Regions from separate parts of the Homo sapiens genome. Here regions 1, 2, 4, 5, 6 and 7 are each linked to region 3. The links are chromatin loops, found by intact Hi-C in ENCODE. Cell type or tissue: natural killer cell. All regions are shown on one strand. Region 1 holds the start of LOC105376361 (a long non-coding RNA gene). Region 2 has its middle 29 kb from the start of LINC02668. Region 3 overlaps LOC105376367 (a long non-coding RNA gene). Region 4 overlaps LOC105376364 (a long non-coding RNA gene). Region 5 has its middle 19 kb from the start of LINC02660. Region 6 overlaps LINC00702 (long intergenic non-protein coding RNA 702). Region 7 holds the start of LOC124902541 (a long non-coding RNA gene).

Region 1 (4,000 bases), 190 kb before region 3:
AGCTGAAAGTCACAAATCAAATGATAAACCTGGAGCCTCAGCCAGTATCACCCCCGATCTTCAAAGTGGTTCTGAAGGGCCTCAGATGTCTGGCTATTAAGAAGTCCTTCAGGTTTTGTTTGCCTCGCTAATCCTGCCTGTCCTGCTCTTCAGATAGGCAAAGGAGAATTGCGCTAGGCTACAGCTCAGGGCCTTCATCTAAGGCTCTTGTCAACAGCTCTTTGGAGGGTCTGGAGGGCTGGGAAGAAGGAGTCGCAGGTTCCTAAACTACCACATTTCTTCCCACAGTCAAAGTCCTCTGGTCTCCCGAATTTTGTTTCCAACACGACCATGTTGTCTTTGGAAAGGGGGATGTGGGTGGGAAGAGTCTCTAGGTATTCCAAAGTAAATATCAAAGAAAAACTGTAACTGGGAGTTTTTATAAAGGGACAAGTTGTACAGGTTTTCCACTGATCCAGCTGAACCGAGGTCCTGTGGGAGCATCAAGCAGAAATTCCTACCAAAGAGTAAGAAACAAACCAAACGAAAATGATGCACACACAGAAAAAAGGAATAGCGTCTGCTACAATTGCTGCCTGTGCCCGGGTCATTATTTCTATGAGTGGGACCTGAAATGGACAGCTGTCATCGGTCAAGGCTGCAGCTGTGTGTCTTAGCTTTGCCTAGGGAAAGCTCTTTTCCAGACGGAATACAAATGCATTCCTCCTCCTCCTCCTCTTCTTCTCCTCCTGCTACTCCTCCTCCTTCTTCTTCTTCCTCTTCTCTTCCTCCTCCTCCTCTTCCTCCTCCGCCGCCACCGCTTCTTCTTCCTCTTCTTCCTCTTCTTCTCTTACTTCTTCCATAAAGTTGAAGTCCCAGGTTGAGTGAATAAATGCTTTTTGTTCCTTTGAGAGGTTCCCCTAAAAAATGAAAACAGAATTCTCTAACATCTTGCATGAACAAAAGAACACCTATTTACAAAAAAGCAAACAGCACATCCAGCATGCTGCTATGCACCTCACTTCTAGGGTGCAAACTCTCATAACTGTCCGAGGAGAAGCCAATTCCCCTTCACAGGTGAGGGCCAGTGAGGTGCTTCCTCAGGTCTCTTGGTCTAAGGAGAACAAGGCTGGTCTTGACTTCCTTAAGGCATAGCCATTTCCAACAGCGAAGCATATTGAAAAATTCTGGAGTCAAGTTGGCTTTTCAAAACCCACACCCCAAGAGAATGGCAAAAGAGAAATCAGCTGCTGCATTGCTGTTCAGTTTTGCTGTTATTGAAGCTATCTGTTTTAATTATTTCAATCAATGGTGTTCTTATGTGTACTCTTTGGAACTTTAAGCAAATGGAATAATGTAGAAAATCCAATAAATAAGTAAAGGGAGATGAAGAACAGAGAACACTGTGTTTTTCAGGGAAAAGAACAATAGCAGCAGTGGTGTCAACAGAGACTCCTCTTCTCTGTGGCCTTGCTGGCTTGTGCTGCAGAGATACTGGCTCAGTTCTCTTGGCCTTGTCACCTAAGGTCAACACCAGTCTCTCTTCTGTTATTTGGACTTCTTTAAGTAGCTAAAGGTCTCCCTGTGGCTGCTTAATTTCAGCCATCACTACAGTGCTTCTGAGCGACATCATGGTCCTACAGATGTCACTTATGTGTGTAAACCACAGATCTGCACCTGGGCAAACTGGTCCTCATGGAACCACGTCTTGCCGAGACAACCCTACAAACAGGAAACTCACCTGTGTTTATAAACACCATCTTACTTAGCGATGGGTCAAGATTCCCGGGCAGTCCTAGGAGCAAAGTCCCAGAGATTCCTGCATCGTCGAATCTTATTTGCCCTGAAAACAACAAATTACATTACTAAGTGAAGGGAATACACTCAAATTATCTCTAAAAGTGTAATTTGTCATCATTAGCAGAAAAAGGTGATTCAAAGAAACATTGTAAAAATCACCCTAAGGACATCTTCTCGGAATCTTAGAGAACAAGATGACTCACCTTTCCTGCCTTAACCAGCAACCTGTCTGGGCCTTGCTCAGAGCTCATCTCGCACCAGAACAGCCTCCCCGCTGCCTCCCTCTTCCTAGAGGCCATGCTGTTGCCATGTGGTTTAAATCATAGCTGATGCCTATGCGGTCCTACCATGTCCAGAACTTCTATTTATAGCGTCTCATGTAATTTTTATTTATTAGATAAGTGCAATAATCACCGGATGAAAAGAGGCACAGATGACCCTGTCCAGGAGCAAAGTGGTGGCAGGACTGGACCCATGCCAGGTCCCAGCCAGTCCGTTCCTCTCCGCATGGCCCAGCCGCTGGGCTCTGGAAGCTGCAGGCAGGGTCCCTTGCAAGCCGGTGGCCTCAGCCCCATCTCTTTACTTCTCTGCAACTTGTTTTCTCTATGTGCAAGCTGTGACTAATCACACCTCCCTTCAGGGGATTTTCACAGGTTTCATAAGTGAAGTAAGTGCCTATTTTCTTTCTTTCCCTGTGTGTACCTTGTATACCACAGATGGACACGTGTCTAAAATACCTATTTTGTCAGTCTTTTCCTCCAACTCAGAAACACCGAGAGCCCTCCCCAATCCCAGCATTTCTATCAGGAAAAGGCTAACATGCCACCGGCAGCAAAGAGCTCAGTGTCACCAGACATCATTTTGCAGATAAAGAAAGGAAATCCCCGGGTGGCTGAAAATCTCCCCAAGTATGGGCCCAGGGACCTTGATGGGTCAGGTCTCACTGCATCCTGTCCCACTCTGTCCCAGCAAACTTTCTTCTCCAGTCAAAACTGGTCTCACTCTCTGAGGAACACCTGTGCCGACACTCAGGCACAGCCTATGGGGAACACTGCTCCCTGCCCTCTCCCACCCAAATCAACACACCTTCAAAGGAACAGAACACTTCTGCGCCTGGCAAGGCTCCCTTTCCTCTGCCTCCTCCTTCACAGAGACTTTGGGATTGTCCTCTGATGACAGAGTGCCCTGCCTCCTGATGGAGTGACGCTGGGATTAGAGGTGGGATGGAGGATGCCTGCTCACACCTCCCAGATCATTCACCAGGGGGCAGGGCCAGGCCATCATCCCACTGCGTTCATCTTGGCCAGGTGCGATGGCTCACACCTGTCATCCCGGCACTTTGGGAGGCCAAGGCAGGCCAATCACTTGAGGTCAGGAGTTTGAGACCACTCTGGCCAACATGGTGAAACCCCCTCTCTGCTAAAAATACAAAAATTTGCTGAATGTGGCGGCACGTGCCTGTAATCCCAGCTACTTGGGAGGCTGAGGCAGGAGAATCACTTGAACCTGGGAGGCGGAGGCTGCAGTGAGCCAAGATCGCGCCACTGCACTCCAGCCTGGGCTACAGCGTGAGACTCTGTGTCTCAAACAAACAAACAAACAAAGTTTGAAACCACTGTGTTCATCTCACACCTTGCAGAGAGATATATGCCCAGGATGGGGCTGAATAAAAAGCTAATAATAATAGCCACCACCTGTGGAGAGCTTCTCTTGGACCACGCATTCTGCTAAGTCCTTCTCTTGTATGAGGTAAGTACAATTATTAACCCATTTTACAGATGAAGAAAGAGAGACATACGCTCTTCAGCAAACTGCCCAAGCGCATGCATGTAGTAAGTGACGGTATTGAGATTCAAGTCCAGGCAATCTGTCAACCACGCACATGCTACTAGGGAGGGAGGGAGAAGGGGAGGGAGGAAGACAGAGAAAAAGGAAGGAAAACAGGAAAGGAGGAAAGAGGGAGGGAGAGAAAGGAAGCAAAAGGAAGGAAGGCAAAAAGTGAAGGAAGGAAGGAAAGAGAGGGGAAGGAAGGAGAACAGGAAAGGAGGAAAGAGAGGGAGGGTAGGAGGGAGAGAAATGAAGTAAAAGACGAAAGCAAAGCATGGAGAGCAGAAGGAGGGAGAGGAAGTCAGGAAAGGAAGAAAAAGGAAGGACAGGGAAGAAGAGGGAGGGAAGAGTGCTGAGAAAGTTGATTTAACAAAACAGATTTTTGGTCTCCACC
Region 2 (4,000 bases), 720 kb before region 3:
CAGATATTGTCCTTATGCCATTAAAATTGCATAAGCATATTCAAAATCAATAATTTATATTTTTGATTTTTACTGTTGAGTTTCTAAAGTCCATATATTGTTATAAGCCTCTTTAAACCCTTCTTGCAAAAGACAAAGAATAAGAGGATAAAGAATGTATGGAACCTGGCCAGGTGCGGTGGCTCACGCTTATAATCCCAGCACTTTGGGAGGCCAAGGCGGGCAGATCACCTGAGGTCAGGAGTTCTAGACCAGCCTGGCCAACATGGTGAAACTCCGTCTCTATTAAAAATACAAAAATTAGCCAGGTGTGGTGGCAGGGTGCCTGTAATCCCAGCTAATCTGGAGGCTGAGGCAGGAGAATTGCTTGAACCCAGGAGGCGGAGGTTGCAGTGAGCCAAGATCACAACATTGCACTCCAGCCTGGGTGACAGAGTGAGACATCGTCTCAAAAAAAAAAAACAAAAACAAAAAAAGAGTATGGGAAACTAACTTCAGTGCTGGAACATAAGACAAGGAAAAAGACGAGTCAGAAGTAGCACAGCCCCTGATCAAATGTGCTGTCCTCACATCCCTGTCATCTGGAAATGCCATTCCTTAACCTGGAAAACCTTCTTCTCCCAGATTCATATTTTGCCTCACCATTTACTTTGATCCCTGCAAAGGTAATGACATTGATTCCATGTTTCTAATTTTTCTAGAAATTCGGGGATCTGCTCAGCAGACCGGAACAACCCAGGAGGCATCTGGGCTCTGGAAGGAAATACAAGCCAGCCAGTTCCAGCAGCTTTTTCCCAAAGCCTGGAGCAGGCTCTGCTCTGTAGCTACTAGCATTTTTACGACAGTAACCTGAGGCCACTCATCTTAGGTCTGATTGATGAGTAGGTCAGAAATCATCCCAGCGTGGAACCCTCCTTGACTCACGCTGTCTGGGTGAACACACAGACCCATTCCACTGTTTCCTGGCCAGCTTGACTTCACTCTTCTTATTTTTCTTGGGCTAAGAAAAGACATTCTTTGCTGGATATAAATATCATGCATTTCAGAAAGTTCATATGTACAAATAACATGGATTCGGGATCATTACAGTTGTTAATTTTAGTAAAATAATTTTTTTCTTTGGCTTGCTTCTTGAATTCTTTAGTGATCTTGGACATACAAACACAGACTTCTTGTTCTAATTATCTCAGGTATGAGGCTTGGAAGTCGCAGTGTCCTGACTATTTCTGGAATTTAGACAGAATACAGCAGCCTGAACGTTCTTTCTGACAAGCCACAAGGAAACAGATGGGATATGTTGTTCCCTCCAGGGTGGGAGTCGCTGGCCCAGCCCCAGAGACAGATGTGCATTGAAAACACAAAAACTTTTTAGGTGGAAAATTTCAGACATATGTAAAAGTAGACAAATTCTATCACTGTGTTCGTATCACCCAGACTTCTGAACTACCAATTCGTGGCTGAAATTCTTTCATCCATGCTCGGCTTAGTCCTAACTCCTCTCTCCCCTGTGATTATTTAAAAGAAAATCCCAGGAAGATTTTTTTTTTGTGCCAAGGATGCATAAGAAGATCACCCAATACAATGATTTATATGGCTCATTTTGAGTTTTCCTATAGCACTGCCCTGGCTTTGCTGAAACCACAAGACCCATTGTGGCTGCATGACTCATCTTCCCCAGAGGCTGTCGTCTCAAGGTTTCTTGTGCTAGGGTTTTTGAAAGTAGCACATTGTTTCCAAAAAGCAAAATTCTGTCATTTGTCACCTACATTTAAGCATATCTATTGTGGCCAGGCGTGGTGGCTCACGCCTGTCATCCTAGCACCTTGGGAAGCTGGAGTAGGCAGATCACCTGAGGTCAGGAGTTCAAGATCAGCCTGGCCAACATGGAGAAACCCCACCTCTACTAAAAGTACAAAAATTAGCTGGGTGTGGTGGCACATGCCTGTAATCCCAGCTACTCAGGAGGCTTAGGCAGGGGAATCACTTGAATCAGGGAGGTGGAGGTTGCAGTGAGCTGAGATCGTACCACGGCACTCCAGCCTGGGTGACAGAGCAAGACTCTGTCTCAAAACAAAACAAAACAAACAAACAAAACGAATATCTGTCGTGAGAATTAAGGGGCCTATCTAGAGGCTCAGGGAATATTTGTCTCCCTAAGAAGTACTGACCTACGTAACTCTTTCAACAGCGAGCTTCATGCCTGCCTGTGTGTACGTATGGGTTTCTACACATCAGGCCGTGAATCCACATGTGTGTCATTCATGGACTAAAGCAGTGATTGAACACCTACTCTGTTCCAGGTACCGTGGTAGACAAGGCCAGGAGGGCCTCTGTTCCTGTGGGCTTCCGTTCTAGTGGCGAGCCACGTGCAGCGTGGTTGCTGGAGACGCGGGACGCTTTCCTGACTTGCATAAGAAATGGGCACGAGGTAGAAACACAGTGTTAAGAAGGCCTATGGGGATGAGGTCTTGTTGTCCTCCCACAGGTGTTCTGTCTGTTCAGAGTTCTGTCTCAGCCAGATGTGGGACCCCAACCAAAGTGTGCCCCCATCACGGGGGAGGCACCTGGGATAAGAGTAGGTTCACTTTTAAAGACATATTTGGTTAGAATTCAGGCCAGAGAAACAGGTGCCTCGTTGACAGGTGACCCAGGTCTGTGGTGTGCGAGCCATCTGCCTGGCAGGAGAGACAAACTTCAGCCAATGCTCTGGTGACTCTGCCTCCCCGCCCCTCCTTTCTGGGAATTGGGTTCGTCTCCAGGGTGTCTCACCTGCAGGAAGGGCCAGCCTGTGCTTTCCTGTCATTTGTCACCTGGCCTCTGCTGGAAGTATCTTCTCTATGGGGGTCCTCTCTGGCCAGGCCATTGGTCAACACCACTATCTTTTGTTCTTGTCAAAAGGCTTTTCCACATCTCTCTCTCGACTCCTTCCCAGTCTAGCCTCTATTTGGGGTATGGAGGAAATGACTCCACAGCTTCCCTCTCCACCTGGGCACGGAGAATATCTTGGGGACTGCGTCTGGACAGACCAGCCACCCATGTGGGTGCTTCTGTGCTGTGCAGGGCCTCCCCGGGGCCTTCCCTGGGATGGTAGCCTTGCTTTCTCTGTGCCTGGATTCCCACACCTGTCGGGGATCCCATCATTTTCTCTGGTCCTCAGGGGTGGGCAACGGGGCCGAAGTCCCTTCTCAGGAACCCAGCGGCATTGAGTGTCCTTTTCCCACTTAGGATACTCTTTCTCCGTTTCCTCCCATTTAGAGAAACACAGCTAGTCTGGAGGTGGGGGGGAGACTGGGTTTCTCAGATAAAAACATCCTTCCAAACCCACTGTCTCTGCCTGCACCTCAGCACATGGAACTCCGGGGCTGGGAATTTGTGCCATTGTGTCTCTCTGGGCTGTGGGCTGCATCATCTACTCCTGATGGGGTTGAGACACACACACGGGGTTGGGAGCAGGTGCATAAGATACAAAAAGGTGGGGAAAAATTGCTGATGTATCAGAACATTCCTCACAATTCTTCTCCGGACACCTACACTCAAAGTGTAGCGCTTGGGGAAAATTATAAAATAAGTAAAGGGGGTCTTTCTATTTCCCTAACAGGGCAAGGCTCTGTGCTAGGTTTTGTGGCAACTGAAAGATGAATCAGAGGCATTTCCAGCTCTCCAGAGTGTCACTGAGTGGAGACAGACTCGTGCATGGAATCACACCCAAGGCAGACAGTGTAAGTGATGTCATGGAAATACAACCATGCAGACAGATGCAGTTTCACCCTCATAGCTCTGCTATGAGGTAGGCAGACCCTGCCCTATATGAAGAAGATGAGGCATAGAGAAGATGAGTAATTCACCTGTGCCACAGCAAACAACGAAAGAAGGTGAGTGCCCACCCTAGGTCAGGGGCAGAGCCTCTCTGTGGGGATGGTTGGTTGGGGGTGGGGGTCACAAAGCCCACGTCTGATGGAGACGTGCTGTTGGGATGATGTTGAGAAAGGGTGGGAGTGCA
Region 3 (4,000 bases):
GCAAAGCAAACTAGAATAAGAACTGAATTTAAAATTCAGAGAAAAGAAGCAGTGGTGTATCAGAGAAAAGGATAGAGATACGTTAGAACAAAAGCAGACAGTTCTTGTCCTTATGGAGTTTACAGTCAAGAAGGAAAAGCACACGAAGTGAAGAACTGGAAAGACAAATGTGCTGGTACTGATGGGGGAGGCTGCACATAAATGGGGCAGGGAATGTCGGGGGAAAACTCTCTGACTTTTCCTCTTATGGTTGCGTAAACCTAAAACTTCTCTAAAGCATAAAATCAGCCAGGCATGGTGGCTAATGCCTATAATACCAGCACTTTGGGAGGCCAAGGCGGGCGGATCACTTGAGCCCAGGAGTTCAAGACCAGCCTAAGCAATATGGTGAAACCCTGTCTCTACAAAAAATACAAAAATTAGCCAGGTGTGGTGGCATGAGCCTGTAGCCCCAGTTACTTGGGAGTGTGAGGCAGGATGATCGCTTGAGAGGTGGAGGTGGAAGTTGCAATGAGCTATGATCAGACCACTGTACTCCAGCCTGGGGACAGAGCCAGACACTGTCTTAATAAAATAAAATAAAATAAATAAAAAGAATAAAATCTATTAAAATGAAAACAAACAAAAAATAGCAACAGCAAAAAAAAAAATGTAAAACTATAATCATGAAAGAAACATAGAGAGGAGCCAGAAAGGGGTGTATTTTGGTGACCTGACCTAATTTTTTCTGTGGAAGCTCGGATCTAAATGAAGAGTTAGTGTTGGCCAGGCAAATGGCTCAATGTTCTGGACACAGGCAAGGTCATGCCCAGAGCCCAGCGGTAGGAGAGGATGGGGCTTGGCACGTTGGAGGATGACCAGGGGGCCAGTCCGGTGGGATGTGGAGAGGGTGGAAGGGAGGCTGAGGGAGGTGGCACTAAATTGGGGCTAACAGCGATGGGCGATTATCAGAGATTTTTAAGAAGGTAAATGCTCTAATAACATTGACTTTTTTAAAACAGTTTGCCCCACTGTGTTTTATTTACAGAGGTATAATTTGCAGTGAAGTGCACAAATCAGTGAAATTTTACGTATGCAACCTTTATCACTCACCACCCAAACCAGAGTGGTGTCTTCCCAACACCCCAGGGCCTCTAGTCCTTTTCCAGCGTTGCCTGAAGACACAAACTACTGATGGCTGCATCCACATGACTGACTTCAAACACAGCACGCTGCAGGAGAAAAGCCGGATACGCGCGTGGAAAGTGGGTGGCTCCACCACCCTGCTGTTCAGGTTTTCTTTCTGAAAGTTCTTTTGGCTTTATTATGGAATAGAGGTTACAGAAAGGCAAAAGCTTTGGCCGTAGCGGGTGGGAAGATCTTCCTTACCCTGGAGGAGGAAGTAGGGTCTCCGTAATGTATGTGTGGTACTCAGGGCTCCCGGCAGCCCGAAGCCAGAGTGTGTCCTCACCCTGCCCCGGGTCAGCCCTGTGACCTGGAGGGAGCAACTGAAAAGCTCTGGGCCTCGGATTCCTCATCTGTGAAATGGGGATGCTAACAGTGCTACCTCCTCTGGTTGGTTTGTGGCAGAGGACACATGAGGCAACCTGTGTAAAATGCTTGGAGGGTGGCCAGTGTGGTTACCATGGAGATTGACTGGTACCGTCTTCCACATCCTGTGTTGACTAAGCGCGCACACCAGAATACAGTTCCAAACGATTATCAAACATGAATACAATTCAGAAAATAAACATGCAGCAAAACTTGCCATAAAGATTGCATGAAACTATCACTTTAAGAAAAATACATTAAAAATTACCTTAAATACCGAAAAGTACTTTTGTAAGTAAGGATCAGTCCAATAAATTTAACCTGTATTTGAATCAGTGTAAAACAACTTGGTTTATAATTTTGTCTTCATCGAGTGGGGGTGACTTTTGTAGCTTCTGTCACTGCTGCCTGGAGTATAGAATTAAACACCTTTTTGCAGAAAAAGCCTCCAGCTGTTTTTTTTTTTTTTTTTTTTTTTTTTACTCTCAGATAATATGGGGTGATTTTTAAAAGACCTGAGACACACAAAATGCTACCTTTTGTAATGCTTTAGGAGGAGGTCTTCAGAAAGTATGAACCAAACGCAAAATAAAAGATTTTTTTTTTTAAACGTTATAAGCACTGCACACGGATGAACTCTGCCAGGCTGGTGGGATTCTTTCTGATTAGATGACTGAATTTTATTTTTGGATTTTCCCCTTTTGCTGTATCCTTTTTATTTCTTAAAAAAGGAAAAAGGGTTAGCTGCCTGCTAGTGCACAGTTCTGCCTTTTACAGAGAAATCTGAAATCCAGGCCAGGGAGAAAAAGATGCTTTTATCCCTCCAGTGTTCGCAGCGTGAAGCATTTGGCGTTCACTCTGCAGCCCTCCTGAAACCAGATCTTCAGTGACCCGGGGCTCAGCCTGGGTGGTGCTGAACAGTGACCCGGGGCTCAGCGTGGGTGGTGCTGAACCCTGGCAGTGGTGTTGGTGGGATCTGTTCAGGAGACCGTGCTGTCTTCTACATTTACCTTTCAGTCTGGTCCTGCAGGGTCCTTTTCCGCCTTCGCTTTTTAGCTCTTAGGGGAAGGGTCCCCTGAAGCTTTCACAAATCCCAGCGGGGCTGCTGATTGGGTCTGAAACAAGATCAAGAAATTCAGGTAGCAAGAAAAGATCGGAGAGGCAGCCAGGGAGAGGCAAAAGGTGGACACTTTTCCTTTCATTGACTTTGAAAGTAGCTTTCTGTGCTTATATTTTGAGAATATAAGAACACAATAGGGAGTATAAACTTTTATAAATGAAAGGAATGAAATCACAGGTATTGCAGGTGAGCTATTAAATCTAGATAGGGAGCACCCCAATATCTGACTCTCTCTGAAACCCCAGGGTGATAGGCCCTGTACAGGAGGGGAGTGAGGCTGTTTATTGGAAAATTCCCATTGAGGACATGTGAACACAAAGAAGGGGATGATACCCACTGGGGCCTATTCGAGGGTGGAGGCATGAGGAGGGTGAAGATTGAAAACCTACCTCTCGGATACTATGCTAATTGTGTGGGCAACACGGTTATGTGTACACTAAACCCCCTCGATACACAATGAGCCCATATAACAAACTTGCACAGGTACCCCTTGAACCTAAAATAAAAGTTGGAAAGAAAGAAAAAAGAAAACACCCAGCAGACCATGTGAGGACATCTACAGCACGTGTCGCATGCCCTTCACTTCAGCCTGTGTTGTGTCGTCCCATCCAGGCAGCATGTACATGCTGGGGGGTTGGAGGGGGGTCCTGGGCCCTGCCCACCATCCCTGCAGCAGCTCACCAGGCCCTTGCTGCCAACTGTGTTCCAGTTTGCTGGCTGCACCTTGGAGAGGCCTGCTGGGGTGGCTGGGGTAGGAGGAGGGCGGCCGATGTCCTTCGGGTGAGGTGGGTGCTCTTACCATATCCCAGGGAAGTTTGCTTTTGCTAAAAGGATTTCTTTCTCTTCACCAGCCTTGACTTTTATTGCAAATGCAGCCCCAACATCAACCCTTTAAAAAAATGTCTCTGGGGTAGGTGCGTGCCAAGCCTCAAGAAAGGAAGTGGTGTTTGCCTGGCCCCCAAATGGGAGGTGAGGGGTGCAGCAGTGAAGGTGCCGCGAAAACCCTCCTCCACCACCGAGTTCAAAGGATTAGTTTGGAGATGGCCACCTCTGATGCCCTAGTCACGCTATGAATTATTATCCTATCTCATTTTAAAAAAAAAATTAAATGTATTAAGCATTATACGTAGTTCAGGTACAATGCTACACACTCAATATACTAACTTTGAATAAGTCTCATTCCTGACGCAGCTCACATTTCAGTAAAGTAGAAACATAAGTAAGCAGAGATTTATAATGAATTGTGATAGATGCTAATACATTCATGAAACAATACAGCCACCAAGCAGGACTTAAACATCTATTGTTTTTTTATGTGAGAGGAGTTCCAAGCACTAAGACTAATTGTAT
Region 4 (4,000 bases), 140 kb before region 3:
GCACAGAACACTCGAGATCCGTGGTGTGACAGGAAGAGCTTTCCAGCTGCGTGGCCTTGGGCCGTCTTACTCTCTGGGCCTCAGTTTCCTCATTGGTAGCATGGAGCACTGAAAGCTACGAACAGGAGCTGTGAGGGTGAATGGAGGATTCATGCCAGAGCCTGGTGGGATGCCCCTGCAGAGCAGATGCTCAGGAAACCCTCCTGCCAGCTCCTGGGGAGCACGGGAGGCGCTGGCTCCTTAGTTCTCTATGGAAGGACGGTTCTGCACCAGATATTATTATTAGAGTCTCTTATTTGGAATTCTGGACTTGTGTGCTCGACAGGGGCCTCAAGTCCCCAGTGTCGCTCAATAGTGACAAACCCAAATAAAAGATCCTGGCAAATGATTAGCAGCCTTTCCTGCTGCTGTGCTCATAAACGCTGTTGCTATTTTTGGGCCAGCATTGTTCAACCTGGATTTAGTTCTCCTTTGCTGTCTATTTTGGCTCTGACCTGCTCTGAAAGGGCAGGCTCCACGCCGGGTGTCACGCCCAATGGCTTCTCCACGGTCTTTGTCCAAATGGACTCAGTGAGGATATCACCAGCGGAAAAGTAAAAGATGAGAGGACTTGAAAAAAATATCTTCCATTCAGAATCTTTTTAAAAATATACTTTCAAACAAAGAGGTATTATAGAAAGCATTTTGCTTTTTCGTTTAAAGCTAAAGAAAATCAGAGTCACCTAGAAATGTGAGTTACTGGAGGAAGAGAGGAATGGTTAAGATCATTCTACAGTGTCTATATGTACTTATATATCCCAGTGTCTGTGTGTACATGCGTGTATGTCTGTGTATGTATGTGTGTCTGTGTGTGTCTCTCCATGTGTCTGCCTATATATCTGCATGTGTATACGTGTGTATGTATATCTGTGTATGTACATGTGTATATATGTGTATGTCCGTGTGTGTCTCTGTGTGTCTCTGTGTGCATGTATGTGTATATGTGTGTCTGTATGTATACATGTATGTCTGTGAGTCTCTTTGTGTGTCTGCCTGCATATCTGCGTGTGTGTGTGTATGCTCTGTGTGCGTTTGTATATGTCTGTGTGTCTGTGTATACACATGTGTGTCTGTGAGTCTCTCTGTAGGCGTCTCTCTGTGTGTCTGCCTGCATATCTGCATGTGTGTATGTGTGTATGGTCTGTGTGTGTTTGTATGTGTGTCTTTGTGTCTATGTGTATTCATGTGTTTCTGTGGGTCTCTCTGTGTGTCTGCTGCATATGTGCATGTATGCATGTGTGTATGGTCTGTGTGTGTTTGTATGTGTGTCTGTGTGTCTATGTGTACGCATGTGTGTCTGTGAGTCTCTCTGTGTGTCTGCCTGCATATCTACATGTGTGTATGTGTGTATGGTCTGTGTGTGTTTGTATGTGTATCTGTCTGTGTCTGTGTGTAATTCTTTATCTCCTCCGTTTTCTGAGCAGGCTGGTCCTTTGAATCCCAGGAGATAATTTTTCCTTATACTTACTAGAGGAGTCTGTCAATACAGTAGAAGCACAATGTAAATGGGGGATTAACACCTTGAGATAATTTGAATCCACTGTCATTCACCCTTTCTGAAATGCACAAGCTTGCAGGCACCTACCCTCCTGCTACAGGACAGAAAAAAACACGGTGGTTTTATTTCCATTTCTTATCACACGGTGTCCACTGCCTGAGCTGCACAGGGAGGCATTTTGTCATTTCACTGTAGGGGTCTCCTGTGGCCCCGAATCTCATGTGTTTGTGTCCCTAGGAGCTGCAGCCCCAACCATGTCATGAAGAGGGGTCGGCACGGGGGCTTCTGGCTGTGGCACACACACGTGTTAACCTATAAGGCTCACTTCCTGCCCACAAGGGTCAGAGTGTTGTTTTTTTTTTTTTGAGACGGAGTCTCCCTCTGTCGCCCAGGCTGGAGTGCAGTGGCGCGATCTGGGATCACTGCAAGCTCCGCCTGCCGGGTTCACGCCATTCTCCTGCCTCAGCCTCCTGAGTAGCTGGGACTACAGGAATCTGCCACCACACTCGGCTAATTTTTTGTATTTTTAGTAGCGACGGGGTTTCACCGTGTTAGCCAGGATGGTCTCAATCTCCTGACCTTGTGATCCACCCGCCTCGGCCTCCCAAAGTGCTGGGATTACAGGCGTGAGCCACTGCGCCCTGCTGAGAGTTTTTTATTGATCATTCAGTGATTCTGAAGGGAAGACAGTTCTACTCTCACTGCCAGTGACAGCACAGCCCAGGAGAGCAAGGGCAGGCTCCTCTCCAGGTGTGGCTGCTCTCCATGGCCTGGGTCATAGTCTGGAGATGACTGAAGAGTTAGTCTTGGGGCTGTTGCTTGTGAGAACTGGAGAGGTGTGTGTCATTATCTGAATCGGCCAGGCCCACGCCAGGGTGAACTGGGCTTACAGGAAATGCAGTCACAGGTGAGACAACCTTTGGCACCAGCTCCCAACTTTCAGTTCAGAGAACGGTGAGTTCCCGGTACAGGGAGTGGAAGCTGATGTCATTGAAAAGATATTGCCTTGCTTTGAAATCAGCAAGCGTGGTCAAAGTTCTCCAGTATATACACACAGAGGAAAAATGTGGCTCTGAATCACCATGGGCAGCTTTTTGATAAACAGATATTCAAAAAAAAAAAAAAAAAAAAACAACAGAAAAAACAGCCCATGTGTGGTTTTTCTGAGAATGCTACACGGCTTTCATATGTGCATTTTGACCCTAATTTCACTTACAACTTTCTCATAAGATACTGTTAGGAGTGAAAAGCCACAATTAGCTCTAGGCCAAGAGTGAATAATTTCAACAGCCTCTCTAAGATGGTTTATATTTTTGGAGCCATATATGGGTGAAAGTAACGATTTCCACAGGAGGACAAACAAAAGGAGATTTTTGCACACAACAGGGAAAAGAAAAAGGTTTAAACTTTCACATGTGAAAAAGTTCAAATTCCCAAGCCTTGCTGAACACAACCCCAGGTAGTTTTAAAATTTGCTTTCAATAAAAATTTATTTGAAATGAAATGCTTTACTAACTTTCATGGCTAAATCAGGAAACACCGTTTTCACTAATTAATATTAAACAGTTGGCGAGCACAGCACTTCTGGATGTGTTCCTTCTTCATAACTAAAAATGAGTGAAATTGTAATTGAATTCTGATGATAATCTTAATAGCATCATTCTCTACGTTGACTCCTTAAAGCAATTTTATATTTGCAAATTGTCTTTGCCTTCCTTTTAGCTTAGTTATATAGCTTGCTTTGCTCAAAGAGTAAAATTAAAGTCTTAACTAATGTCAAATGGTTTTGCTTTTCCTGTGTAAACATAAATATGTTAAGAAATGTATAGTAAGTTATCTTATTTTAATAGAGACTCATCAGTGCTAGTTATTTAGTGCCTCTCAATAGTATTTCTGGCAAACTGCACATGGCCTTCCTCATAGAATGAGGAGTGGGCATTGACATGAATTTCTAAATTGTGGCATTTCCTGGCATGATGTCAGTTGGCTTAATCATCTCAACTGTCAGCTCACACCCTTGACAGCCAGCTCGGGAGCTGGGGAGAGTCCAAATTTGGTGTTCTGAAGGAGCTCACAGGGGTCTCTGGCACGTAATGATCACCTTGAAAGTCATCGATTTCAAAAAGAACATTCCACTGTGGAAGAGCAGCCAAGAGAAGCAAACCTCAGGCACACACAGTCTGTAACAGAAACCGAAACTCCTAGCAGGAAAATACCATGACCTGCAGTGACAGGGCCAGACCATTTCAGTGAACTCAGCATGCAGAACTGTGTGGGGAAGGGCCCCATGAGAGAGTTACTATGATTATTATTAAGAGGTGAAAAACATTCTCTAAAATGGTGCGGTGTCAGAGTTAGTTTCCAGAAGGCTTGCTAACCTGCAGGGGCTGGGGTAGAAAGTCATTCTATAAAAGGCATAGGTGCAGCTGTGACTTCGAACGTTTCCCTGTGGATGAGATGCCC
Region 5 (4,000 bases), 57 kb before region 3:
GCCAGAGTTGAGTTCTCACTACACTTTGCCACAGTCTCCAGCACTCCCTACAGCCCTGCACTGAGGCTGATTACCACTTGCCAGTCACTGGGATGCTTCTACACCTGTGTTTATCGCTCCCAAGCTTCACTTCTCAGTACATAATCTTCTTGGCCCATGTTAGCATTTGAGTTTGCAACCTCGACTCAACATCATATTTTCTTCATAAAATGGTAGCTTTGTCAGAGGTGTTTGAACTAGGGCGACTCCATCTTAAATAGAGAGTGGATAAAATAAGGCTGAGACCTACTGGGCTGCATTCCAGGAGGTTAGGCATTCTAAGTCACAGGATGAGATAGGAGGTCGGCACAAGATACAGGTCACGATAAACCTGATAAAACAGGTTACAGTAAAGAAGCCGGCCAAAACCCACCGAAGCCATAATGGCGGTGAGAGTGACCTCTGGTCATCTTCACAGCTCATTATATGCTAATTATAATTCATTAGCATGCTAAGAGACACTCCCACCAGCACCATGGCAGTTTACAAATGCCATGGCAGTATCCGGAAGTTACTGGATATGGGTCTAAAAAGGGGAGGAGCCCTCAGTTCCAGGAATTGCTCACCCCTTCCCTGGAAAACGCAGGAATAATCCAGCTCTTGTTTAGCATGTGATGAAAAGATAGCGAGTATCCTTAGATGAGCCACCCACGCCGCTGCTCCGCCTATGGAGTAGCCATTCTTCTATTCCTTGATTTTCTTAATAAACTTGCTCTCACTTTACTCTGTAGACTTGTCCTGAATTCTTTCTTGTGCAAGATCCAAGAACCCTCTCTTGGGGTCTGAATCGGGACCCCTTTCATGTAACAGCTTTGAGGGTTTTTGTAGAGATAATCCAATTAAATTGCATTACATTTTCTTAACCTGTGTCACAGTAAGATAAGATTCTTTGCCCTGTCTTTTACCAGTAGCCACCTGGTATCATTGGCGTCACCTTTAACACCTAACAGGGGACCTTACCCATAAACATCATTCCATCTACATTTTATAAAGCATTCTTCAAATGCATGAACTTATTTAGATCTCAGAACTTATTTAGACAATTCAGAAAGGGAAGTTTCATCATCTCTAGTTTATAGATGGGAAACTCAAGTTTAACGACAGTAAGTTGCCTGAAGTTAATCAGTGATTTGAAAGGATGAGATTTGAACCCAGAAGACCTGGGACTGACAGCCCACAACTTGATCCCAGGTCTTCTGGCTTCAAACCTCACCCTCTTTCTACATTAAGATGTTGACTCCTTGATAAATTCTGGTCCAAACAGTTCTATATGTATTATTGTCAAGAAAAATAGGCACTGGCTGGGTTTTGTGGCTCATGCCTGTAATCCAGCACATGGGAAGCCAAGGTAGGCAGGTCACGTGAGGCCGGGAGTTCAAGAGCAGCCTGGCCAACATGGTGAAACCCTGTCTCTATTAAAAATACAAAATGTAGCCAGATGTGGTGGTGTGTGTCTGTAATCCCAGCTACTTGGGAGGCTGAGGCATGAGAATCGCTTGAACCCGTGAAGCAGAGTTAGGTTGCAGTGAGCCGAGATTGCAGCACTGTTCTTCAGCCTGGGCAACAGAGCGAGACCTTGTCAAAAAAAAGAAACAAAGAAAGAAAGAGAGAAAGAAATAAAAAGAAAAGAAGAATAGGTACCTAACCAGCCTTCTGGAAGTGTCCAGCTAGATGTTTTTAAAGACAAAGATTATAAGTATTTAATAACAAGGCAAAAAGAAAAATTACTATAGAGAGTGGCTTCTGGGTTTAGGGAATCTTTGCAATAATTTATCAGAGAACGGACAGCATTCATACCACTGTTACCATATATGCTTCTGACTTCATGCATATTTTCATGGTAACAGAGTGGTATGAATGCTGTCACTTCCTTGATAAATCATCACATGGCAAGTCATGATTTGATGGTGGGAGATAAGGAGTGTGCTTACTTTTTGATGTTCATGTTGGTATTACAATAGAAATTTTCCTTTCCATATATTTTTCTGGATAGCTCTATATTTGGTTGCTAACTGGTGGTGAAAACAAACTGATTATAGTGTTACTACCTTTCTTTAGCCAGTTTAAAATAATGATAACAAGCTAGACTTGGGAGGGCTTACTCTGCATGTGTATTCAGCTGAGACCTGTTTTGGTTGCCCACATCTTTATATCTGTGTGAAGGTGTGAGGTTTCCAAGCAAAAGGTGGCTGCAGTTAATTTGCTCTCAATTGCCTGTCACCTTCTGTGCCTCAGTGGCCTGTCAGGGCCCTAAGGAGAAGGAGAGCTGCTTTCCCAGAGTGGAGGGCTCTGATTTCCAGCCCTCCAGCAGCCTGCCCTCCACCACTCCCTGCGTGGGAGCAGATCTGATGTGCCAGGTTCCCTCCGGGGCATCCACCCCTGCCGTCTCGGGGATGGCTTCAGTTGTTTCTGTGTCAACGGTTTCCTCTGAGGGCCTCTGCTGTGTGGCGTTACTTCTCAATTACATGTGCCCGAGACATTTTCCCTTCTTTTTGACATTTCAGAAATGCCATTTGATATGTTAACTGACGCTGTTATTTTGGCTGGAGCAATTTATAAAAGGTGTGTTTCTTTCAACTTCTGCTTTCTCCCAGGACAATCACTTACACACTGGAAAGCTTTCTCTGGTCGTGTGAGACTGCTGTGTGTGACACTGTAAAACAGCAATGGTGACACTCTCAAGGTGGTTCTGTAGAGTAGAATATATACATATATTGATGAGTTTCAAATATTTAAAAAAAACATATTTTGTAAAATCATTTACCATAAAGGAGAAAAAAGCAATTCGTGTGATGTCCCCAAGCCACCAAATTCGTGATCTAATTCATTTCTGGACAATGGTTCTGAATAGAATCATGAGGAAGGAATAGCTTAATCAATGCTTTTATATGTCCTCCCGGAAACTGAATTTATACCAACCCATTCTCTTGCAGAAGAGATCAAGTCATCCATTTGAACTTTCTTTTCAATTTCTAGCTTAATATTAAAAAAAATACTTTTTGCAGGAATCCTTTCTTGGCTTGAAGACCCTTGGGTTTATTCGATCTGGTCATGGATCTCTGTCCACAGGGAAAAGTGTTCTTATGACCCATATTCCAGCCCTTATCCCCCTGTTTTCTACGAGAACATCACAGCCCCTAAAAAAACAAATTGTGTGAGGAACCGCAGTAAGAAGATTTGAAAATGAAGGGAAGAGTTAGTTGAAAGCCACGTCCACAAGTATTTACATCGAGGTTAAATGTTAAGAAATTCCCTGACTGGGACTTTTTATAATTGCAGTGAATTAGACAAAAATAGATTTCAGTTTAAAAAATGGACGGCTGACTTTGTTCATCAGTGGAACTACATTTAACATGATGGACTAGAAGTGAAAATCCTAAAGGGGGAAATATAAATTGGCTAATTTGTGGTTGCAACCTGACATTCTAAAGACAGAGGAAAATGAAGTCAACTTGCCTGTAGACAGCTGGGTGATGTGGTTTTCAGCTGTTGTTTAACCTTCTCAGTGTTTATCACTGTATATGGACTGTTTACCCTTTTCTCTCTTTCTGCTTTTTCTCTTAGGCATTTATCTGATTTCTTACTTTCCTAAGAGCCCCTCCCTGCCTTTTCTCTCACTTAGCCCTTCTCCTCAAAGCCCTCAGTATTGATGTGGGATTGAGGAGACGGGATCAGCGATGGGATCGGAGAGGGCTGGAATCTGTTTCTGGTGGAGGGAAGGTTGCATCAGCCACTTCCCTCGGCTCCCGTAGAGGCCATTCCTAGCGAAGCACGTATGTCTCACTGTGAATCCAAAACAGAGGTGCTTAGAGGAGATTTACTCCTTCAGTAATATATCCACTAAAAGGTTCAGCCATATGCCGGGTCGAGCAAGTTAAAAAAAAAAGAAAGAAAAAAAATGTTGACTGGTCCAGCCTCTGCCATTGTGATATGTACAGATATTATTGACAGATTCATATAT
Region 6 (4,000 bases), 290 kb after region 3:
TTGGTTCATGAGGTTTCAGGAAATAAGCCAACTCTATAACATGACGTGTAAGGTGAAGCAGCAAGTGCTGATGGAGAAGCTGCAGCAACTTGTGCAGAAGATCCAGCTAAGATCACTGATGAAGGTGGCTACACTAAATAATACATTTTCAATGTAGATTAAGCAACATTCTTTTGGAAGCAGACGTCATCGAGGACTTTTACAGCTAGACAGAAGTCCAATGCCTGACTTCAAAGATTCAAATAACACGCTAGCTCATTTAGTAGGAGTTAATGCAGCTTGTGACCGTAAATTGAAGCCAGTGCTCATTTTCCATTCCAAAAGTCTTAGGGCCCTTAAGAATTGTACTGAACCTAATCTGCCTTGTGCGTTATAAATGCCTGGGTGACAGCACATCTGTCCACAGCATGGTTTACTAGACACTTTAAGCCCACTGTTGAGACCTACTGCTCAGGAAGAAAAAAAAAGAAAGATTCTTTTAAAAATATTAGTGGTCCTTAACAGTACCACTGGTGACCCAAGAGGTCTGATGGAGATGTGCAAGAAGATTAATACTGTTTCATGTCTGCAAACACAACACCCATTCTGCAGCCCATGGATCAAAGAGTAATGTTGACTTTTAAGTTTTACTACTTAAGAAATACTTGTGATATGGTTAAAACTGCCACAGATAATGATTCCTCTGATGGGTCTGGGCAAAGTAAATTGAAAACATCTGGAAAAAATTCACTACTGATTGTTACCATTTTTAGCAATAAAATATTTTTAGTTAACTATGTACATTTTTTAGACATCATGCCAATGCACAGTTAATAGACTATAGTATAGTGTAAGCCTAACTTTTACATGCACTGGGAAACCCAAATACCTGTGTAAAACTTGCTTTATTTAATATTTACTTTACTGCAGGGGTCTGGAACCAAGCCCGCAAGACCTCCAAGCTGTGTCTGTGTTGTCAAACACAGCACCAGAGGCTCAGCTTTCTCCTGCCCCTGAAGGGAAGGGAAGCCAGGGCTATCAGCCTTCTCGGGGGATGCTGCTGTGTCTCCATGAACAGCAGCTCCACTGGATAAATGCAAACACCCATCATTCGGAAATGGACTTGCTTGCCCTGTCTTAAATATTTCATTAATCCATTTTCAGGTTTGCTGTTGCTAACTAAATCTTTTATTTCTATGTGTAACATTCTACCACAAGAATAAGGTATCATACATATTTGCAAAAAGGGAGAAAAGGTAAAATATGAATAGAAAGTTTTATGTTTCTTAGCTAAAAAAAGAAGCATTTAAATTTTACACAAAGAAGTCCAGGTATGGTGGCTCACACCTGTAATCCCAGCACTTTGGGAGTCTGAGGTGGGCAGATCACTTGAGGTCAGTTCAAGACCAGCCTGGCCAACATGGTGAAACTCCGTCTCTATTAAAAAAATAGAAAAATTAGCTGGGCATGATGGCACATGCCTGTAATCTCAGCTACTCAGGAGGCTGAGGCAGGAGAATCACTTGAACCCAGGAGGAGGAGATTGCAGTGAGCTGAGATCATGCCGCTGCACTCCATCCTGGGCGACAGAGTGAGACTCTGTCTCAAAAATGAAAAATAAGAAATAAATAAATAATAAAAATAAACAAATACATTTTACACAAAGAACCACCATATCTAAAGCAAACTATAAGTAATACATGAATTATTACAAATAAGGAAACCTGGCATAGCATATCTTATATTGATGGTGAAGAAAATTGTGTGTCAAAATTGGATTAGCAAGTGTGTAATACAATTTTATTTTTTTGAAGGAATTTTTTTTTTAAATTTCTGTTTTTGACTGCAATACAGTTGACCCTTGAACAACGTGGGGGTTAGGGTGTTACCCTTGAGCTCTTGAAAACCCACTGACAAATTTTGTCTCTTCAGAAATGTAACTACTGCTGTTGCTGGCATAGCTGCAGTTATAGCCTCTCCAATATCTTTTTCTTTTTTTACAATGATCTTTAGGCTGATTCATTTATCTTAAAACAATGGGAAACCCCAGCTGCAGACCTCAATCTACAGTGCATATGAAGAAATTTGACTGATTTTGTAATGTCATGAATTTTCTCTGCTTCTTGGGAGCCTTCCAACATCACCAGTGGCCCTTCGTGTGGGTTTCATGGTGCTATTCAATGTTTACCATATCGCACTAAACACGGAAATTATGCAAGAACTGCGAGATCACTTTTTACTACAGTACACAACTAACTAGAGACACAAACTGCCCACGTGGCAATGATCAGAATTGCAGGGCTTTATGCGGAAGCTCACAACACGTGGGCTCACCACAATAGCAGTGGGAGGTGCCTGTGAAATTATCATGGTAGTGCAGTATGTGCCACAGTTACTTTTATGCGGTTATGACTTAATACTGCATTTTTACATTGGCTTCTATTTCCTTGTCTGTAAATGGTGCCATGTACAAACTATAAGAGTTTGTGACCACATGCTTTGATAAATGTTAACCTCATTTAATAGATTTGCATATATTTATAGTAGTAAATGATAAAATAGAATAGTATCTACATATATTCTATGTATTCATGCCATACTTGCTTCTTAATGTTTTAATATTTCTAGGCTACATGTTGGTCTACAATATTTTTCAAACTGTTATAAATTTCCAAAAACATTTCCAATATAGTTAGTGAAAAAATTATTGTCTAAGTGGACCCATGAAGCTCAAACCCATGTTGTCCAAGTGTCAGCAGCACTGTGGTCAGTGAGGTTATAGTTATTTCCTTTTGTAGTTCTGTGGCCATATAAATTTGACATCATGCTAGACGTTCAGGTCTGTTTATCCATAAACTTCTGTGCATGGGCTCTCCTCCCAGCTCAAGTGGATTGGTGAATTAGTGGAGTCAGTGCAACAGTTGGGATTCAGGCAGGTCAATGATTGTTTCAGGGAATCCAATACATCTTCTTCTCTTCATCCAAATAAATAAATGTTATTGTTGCCACATTCCTAGTTCTCAAATGCACCTGGCCAGGTGCTGCCCATTCTTAAATGCTGGGCTGTTTCGCAGACGGCTGCCCTCTTCACCTTCCCGGGGGTTCTACCTCAGTCAGAGAGCACTGGGCTCAAACTGTCCTCGCATTATGATCTGGACATCGGTAGTCTTTGACCTAAAGAAACACAAAATGTGTTCAGGGGACAAGTTTCATTTACAGAGACTTATCAAATAAGCCATAGTTTAGAAAACTCTCTCTGCTTTCTTCTCTCTTGGACTTTACAGTTCTATTAAAAGTGGCTTAGCTTACCAGGCTTTGAGGTTTACATGAATCAATGCTTCTCCATTGGAAAAATGAATCTCAAAACCTTTCTAGTTGGACAAAATCTTCCAACCATTTTTTGACCAGAAAGATGAGAATTTGAGAAGCCAAGTCACTACTCTTGTCACTTGCCAGAGCAGCGTCCCCAGAAATTTCCACTGGCACTCTGGCAAAACACCTTCACTCACAATGAATGGGGACTTAGGTGTTAGTTTGATTGCTTTTGACGGTCTTGATTCTTCCAGGTTGGCACAGAGAACCTGTAACATAACTCCAGAGCAGCTGTTTTCCCTTTTCCTGACAGTATGTCACGTCAAAAATTCTACCAGGCATCACTACTGATCAGGCATAAAAGCACTCTGAATAATAATAACGTTTTATGTGGTTCTTATTGCAAGAGGTAGAATGTTTTTGGGGGTGAGTAGAATTTACATTTGAATTTAAATTTCTGTTCATTTGAATTTAAATTTCTGTACGTTTGTGTGTTGTGAGTGTGTAGGTTTTTTGTTTTTAACACCAAGTATATGTTACTTAATAAGGCAAAATCAGTAAACGTACTCAATTTTGAAAAAAAAAACTATAATTAAATGTGTTAACCGATATTTAATTTATGTGGATAAAATGGTGAGCAAAAGCAAACTTTAGAATTACAGTTAAGACTGAGACAGAAAGCTAACTCTTCATTGACCCTTCCTTAAGA
Region 7 (4,000 bases), 74 kb before region 3:
GGTCCTCATTCTTTATTCTTTTTCTTAGAATTCATATGCTAAGTTTACTAGGTTCCTCTTTTCAGTATCTTTATTTACAACACTGTCACTGTTTCCATAGATACACTGAAGGTCGGTTTCCATAGCAACACTCTTGGTCTCCTAAACAAATAGTATCATAGTGTGAATCTTGTTTCAGTGTTATTGCACCATGTTATTAGATACAGAATTCAAAAAAATAACTTAAGCAGGGTTTGAAACAAGGTGGGTTGGTTTTATTGCTTGGTGCTTTAGATATTACATTTCAATTTCATATTAAATATATATCCATCTGAAAAATAGCGAGGCTTTTGCATAGTAAACATGATACCAATTTTATTCACAAGTTATAAAACACTGTAATTTAATAAGAGGATATTCCAATACATGAGACAGACGCAGGCAGAGGCTCACTGTCTTCAGATTCAAATGACTACTTTTCCGTTGGCTGGATGATTTAGCCTCCCCAAACCTCCACAGTCGTTTATAACCTACCCACGGTGATCATTACCTTTGCCATTTTTGCATTTTAAGTCATTTCTACCAGTCTTGTCTTTTATTTCATAGCCCCAAAGGAACAGCTCTGAAATAGATTTCAAGGAATCTTTACTACTTCCTATTTTGCTCCAACTGAAACAAAAGAGAAAAGTAACTTTATTAGATTTTTGTTTTTTGCCTTTAAATTTGTTTATCATTATCTTTATTTTTATTTTATTTTATTTTTTGAGACAGAGTTTCCTTCTTGTTGCCCAGGCTGGAGTGCAGTGGCATGATCTTGGCTCACTGTAACCTCTGCTTCCTGGGTTCAAGTGATGCTCCTGCCTCAGTCTCAGAGTAGCTGGGATTACAGGCATGCACCACCACGCTGGCTAATTTTTTTTTTTTGCTTTTGAGACAGAGTTTCACTCTTGTTGCCCAGGCTAGAGTGCAATGGCACGATGTTGGCTCACTGCAACCTCCACCTTCCTGGTTCAAGTGATTCTCCTGACTCACCCTCCAGAATATCTGGGATAACAGGCATGCACTGCCATGCCCGGCTAATTTCTGTATTTTTAGTAGAGACAGGGTTTCTCTATGTTGGTGAGGCTGGTCTTGAACTCCTGACCTCAAGTAATCCTCCTGCCTTGGCATCCCAAAGTGCTGGGATTGCAAGCATGAGACACCGCACCTGGCCCATCATTAACTTTAATTTCTTCTCTGAGAAGCAAATCTTGTGGACTCCTTTAGAAACGGAACTGAGCCTTACCTCCAGCTCACAACCCACGTCCGGTAAAATAGTTTTGTGTAATTGATTAAATTTGACTCCTAGGGGTGAGTTTTCAGCTCACATAGGGAAAGGAGGGAAGCAGTGCCCATCACAGCGGAAATGTGGACACTGCTTTTATTTGAGGGAAGGAAGGGGAGCTGTCTGCACAATCCCATGACATTGTGGTTTTCTGCCAGATGCTTGGAGACAATGTACTCCAGTGCGCACACCTGCTTCTTTACACTCTGACCCATTTAACAAGCTATGTCAGAAGCCTGCTTTTTCACTTTCCTTTTGAGTATGTCCTCCTTTAAGGACATATTTATTAATAAATGGGGTTTCCCTCCTAAATTTGGCACTAAAAGGGATTGGTATGCAAATACAACATAGTACTTGGCAAATGTAAAAAAAAAAATTGTACTGCTTTGGGGGAAGGGTCAACAATGAACTAAAGGTGGTGACAAATGTAAACTCAGGATGCCTTAGAGTGTGGGTGTTAGGCAGTCAGACAGGTAAGTGTGAACCCCAGCTCAGACATTTAGTAGCTGTGTGAATTGGGGCCCTGACTAGACTCCCCTGAGCCTTGGTTTCCTCATCTGTAACATAAGGAAAATACCACCTACTGTGCCGAGTTGTTGAAAAATCTGAGATGTTAGAAGTCACCTGCATTTTGAAACTTGAAGTGATGCATTTTTTCATCATTTCTGATTTGTCCCATGCCTACAGGAAGAGAGTGTGCCACCTTTGATCACAGAGTACTTTCATTTTGCTGTATCTGTGGTTACATTTTATTGATGTGCATGGCCATTGTTACATTTTACTGATTTTCCTTCCTTATCAATTGGATCTCGAGGTTCAGAAAGTGCCAGATTCCTCTGTATCTGCACGAAGATGCATCTATGGAAGTGCATCTCCCCTGTCATGGAGATCCTCCAGCTCCTCCAGCTCCTCCAGCTCCTCCAGCTCCTCCAGCTTCTGCCCATCACCTTTCCATCTCCTGACCTGACTCCTGGCTGAGGTAGTGTTTTCCAATCAAGACAAAAGCTCCTGAGAGCTTCCATCAGTGTGGTTCCCGGAATAGTCAGCTGACTTGTAAATGGAAAGCCCTAGAGAAAAACAAGTCCTTCTCTGATCTCAATCTTAGCAGTATCACCTAAGCCAGTGTTTCCAACCTTTCATGCACACAGTGATCACCCATGGGCCTTGTTGAAAGGCAGATTTTGGCTCAGCAGGCCTGGGTGGGAGTTGAGCCTCTGCCTGGCTGATGAGCTCTCAGGGGATGACCAAGTACCTGGTCTAGGAGCCTCACCTCCAACGGGAAACTCTCCAAAACACAGATTTTTATCAAATTTGTTCAAGCCCTAATTAGAGGCCACCACCCAAAACAATGGGTCCCCAGATGACTTTAGCCTGGGCATATTTGGGGTTTTTCTTCTAGTATAAGATTCAGGCTATCCAGCCTTTTTTTTTTTTTTTTTTTTTTTGAGATAGAGTCTCACTCTGTCTCCCACGCTGGAGTGCAGTGATGTCATCTCGGCTCACTGCAACCTCTGCCTCCTGGATTCAGGCGATTCTCCTGCCTCAGCCTCCAAGTAGCTGGGATTACAGGCACCCACCACTGCGGCTGGCTAATTATTGTATTTTCAGTGGAGACAGGGTTTCACTATGTGGGCCAGGCTGGTCTCAAACTCCTGACCTTAGGTGATCCTCTCATCTCAGTCTCCCAAAGTCTGGGATTACAGATGTGAGCCACCCTGCCAGGTCGGTCCAGTCTTAGTTGAATTTGGCTTCCTTGTACGATAAAGAGACTGGGCTGACTGGAATCTCTCGGGTCCTTTTCAATAAGCAAATGCAGCATACTTTCTTCTTACAGAGGTGGGACAGATCAGGGAAGATGCAAAATTCATCTGTTCACATTGTCATTACCAAATTCCTTTCAGCTTACCGAAATCTTCTCTGAGCCTTAGGATCAATATGATTCATATTGTTGGGAAAAATACATAATGGAATTATAGCTGATTGTCAGAGACAGGTTAATGCTCTAATCAGAAAGTCAGTGACTGACCTGTGAATGAGTTTAGAAGCTGCCTGTACCATATTAATTCCCAAAATTTACAATGTAATTAAGGCTTCAGAATTCTCTAAGAGAGTGTGGTCTCATTTCCTTTTGTTATGTTATTGTGTAACAAATGCAGTTGTTTTCTTAAACAAAATTGCCTTCTGCTTTTCTGTTCTCCCTTACTTTAGAAGCTTGATGGCACTTTACTACTTGTTATGTTATAACAGCAGTGTTCCCTGTGTGGAAGTCTTCCAAAGGCAATTCACTCTTCTGAGATTATGTTTTGGAGGAAGAATATATTTGAAAGCTCTAAAAAAAAATTTAGGGTTTTCCAGGGGATTTTGTTCCATGGGTTTTCCTTGCATATTATCTCATTGTTAAAAGGATTGTATAATATTCTAAGAATCAAGAGGTTGTAGTTTCACATAAATAGACGCAATCAAATAATTACTTTTGCTTTTATTTTTATGCTGAATAATTTCACTCAATGGCATCAACTTCAGAATGAATCATAATGAGTCTACTTGACCTTGTTAAAACTGACAATAAAATGGTGACCAAGTCCTTTTCCTTTGAAAAAGGAAGCGGCCAGCTTTCTAATGCTGGCTTGGTGGCCATGGAAGATGCCCTCAACGGTCAAAGAAAAACTCATATGAAAGCACCAAAAATGTGGATGA

The links. A loop is a pair of places that touch in the nucleus more often than their neighbours do. Peaks named below come from ENCODE experiments on the same cell type or tissue, not always from the same donor. Only the 100,000 strongest peaks of a DNase experiment are listed, where the experiment ranks them.
Region 1: it touches region 3 in a loop (9-fold over the local background); 2 of 110 quality-filtered maps call a loop at or near these places.
Region 2: a loop joins it to region 3, with 3 times the contacts of the local background. A loop is called at or near these places in 5 of 110 quality-filtered maps.
Region 4: a loop joins it to region 3, with 5 times the contacts of the local background. A loop is called at or near these places in 8 of 110 quality-filtered maps.
Region 5: it touches region 3 in a loop (2.1-fold over the local background); 10 of 110 quality-filtered maps call a loop at or near these places.
Region 6: a loop joins it to region 3, with 8 times the contacts of the local background. A loop is called at or near these places in 6 of 110 quality-filtered maps.
Region 7: a loop joins it to region 3, with 2.6 times the contacts of the local background. A loop is called at or near these places in 10 of 110 quality-filtered maps.

What each region holds. Positions count from the first base shown.
Region 1 is chr10:3,755,767-3,759,766 of GRCh38, forward strand. LOC105376361 (a long non-coding RNA gene) reads right to left here and starts at 2,284. Exons shown (of 3, transcript XR_930578.4): 1 at 2,194-2,284; 2 at 1,721-1,822; 3 at 815-899. RefSeq lists enhancers at 1-160, 2,062-2,281. In natural killer cell, no CTCF peak of the experiment used is centred here; DNase peaks (open chromatin) are centred at 1,675, 2,025, 2,405 and 2,685; H3K27ac peaks cover 2,222 bases.
Region 2 is chr10:3,226,286-3,230,285 of GRCh38, forward strand. No RefSeq gene overlaps it. Among named protein-coding and RNA genes, the nearest start is that of LINC02668, 29 kb to the right of the region's middle. In natural killer cell, no CTCF peak of the experiment used is centred here; a DNase peak (open chromatin) is centred at 1,676; H3K27ac peaks cover 504 bases.
Region 3 is chr10:3,947,482-3,951,481 of GRCh38, forward strand. LOC105376367 (a long non-coding RNA gene) reads left to right here. Exons shown (of 3, transcript XR_930585.3): 3 at 1,028-1,876. Among named protein-coding and RNA genes, the nearest start is that of LINC02660, 37 kb to the left of the region's middle. In natural killer cell, no CTCF peak of the experiment used is centred here; DNase peaks (open chromatin) are centred at 1,620 and 3,610; H3K27ac peaks cover 572 bases.
Region 4 is chr10:3,807,850-3,811,849 of GRCh38, forward strand. It overlaps LOC105376364 (a long non-coding RNA gene), which reads left to right. Exons shown (of 2, transcript XR_930580.3): 2 at 1-668. Among named protein-coding and RNA genes, the nearest start is that of LINC02639, 24 kb to the right of the region's middle. RefSeq lists enhancers at 1,546-3,822, 1,546-1,871, 1,999-3,198, 3,486-3,735 and a cis regulatory region at 2,266-2,611. In natural killer cell, no CTCF peak of the experiment used is centred here; DNase peaks (open chromatin) are centred at 2, 1,812, 2,452, 3,742 and 1 weaker place; H3K4me3 peaks cover 534 bases; H3K27ac peaks cover 4,000 bases.
Region 5 is chr10:3,890,611-3,894,610 of GRCh38, forward strand. No RefSeq gene overlaps it. Among named protein-coding and RNA genes, the nearest start is that of LINC02660, 19 kb to the right of the region's middle. RefSeq lists enhancers at 2,564-3,763, 3,667-4,000. In natural killer cell, no CTCF peak of the experiment used is centred here; DNase peaks (open chromatin) are centred at 1,921, 2,191 and 3,491; H3K27ac peaks cover 3,001 bases.
Region 6 is chr10:4,232,630-4,236,629 of GRCh38, forward strand. All of the region lies in intron 2 of LINC00702 (long intergenic non-protein coding RNA 702), which reads right to left. Among named protein-coding and RNA genes, the nearest start is that of LINC00702, 9.3 kb to the right of the region's middle. In natural killer cell, a CTCF peak has its summit at 2,226; a DNase peak (open chromatin) is centred at 2,282; H3K27ac peaks cover 1,073 bases.
Region 7 is chr10:3,873,796-3,877,795 of GRCh38, forward strand. It overlaps LOC124902541 (a long non-coding RNA gene), which reads right to left and starts at 1,533. Exons shown (of 2, transcript XR_007062365.1): 1 at 1,265-1,533; 2 at 333-648. RefSeq lists an enhancer at 1,415-1,744. In natural killer cell, no CTCF peak of the experiment used is centred here; DNase peaks (open chromatin) are centred at 116, 1,486, 1,886, 2,446 and 1 weaker place; H3K27ac peaks cover 3,441 bases.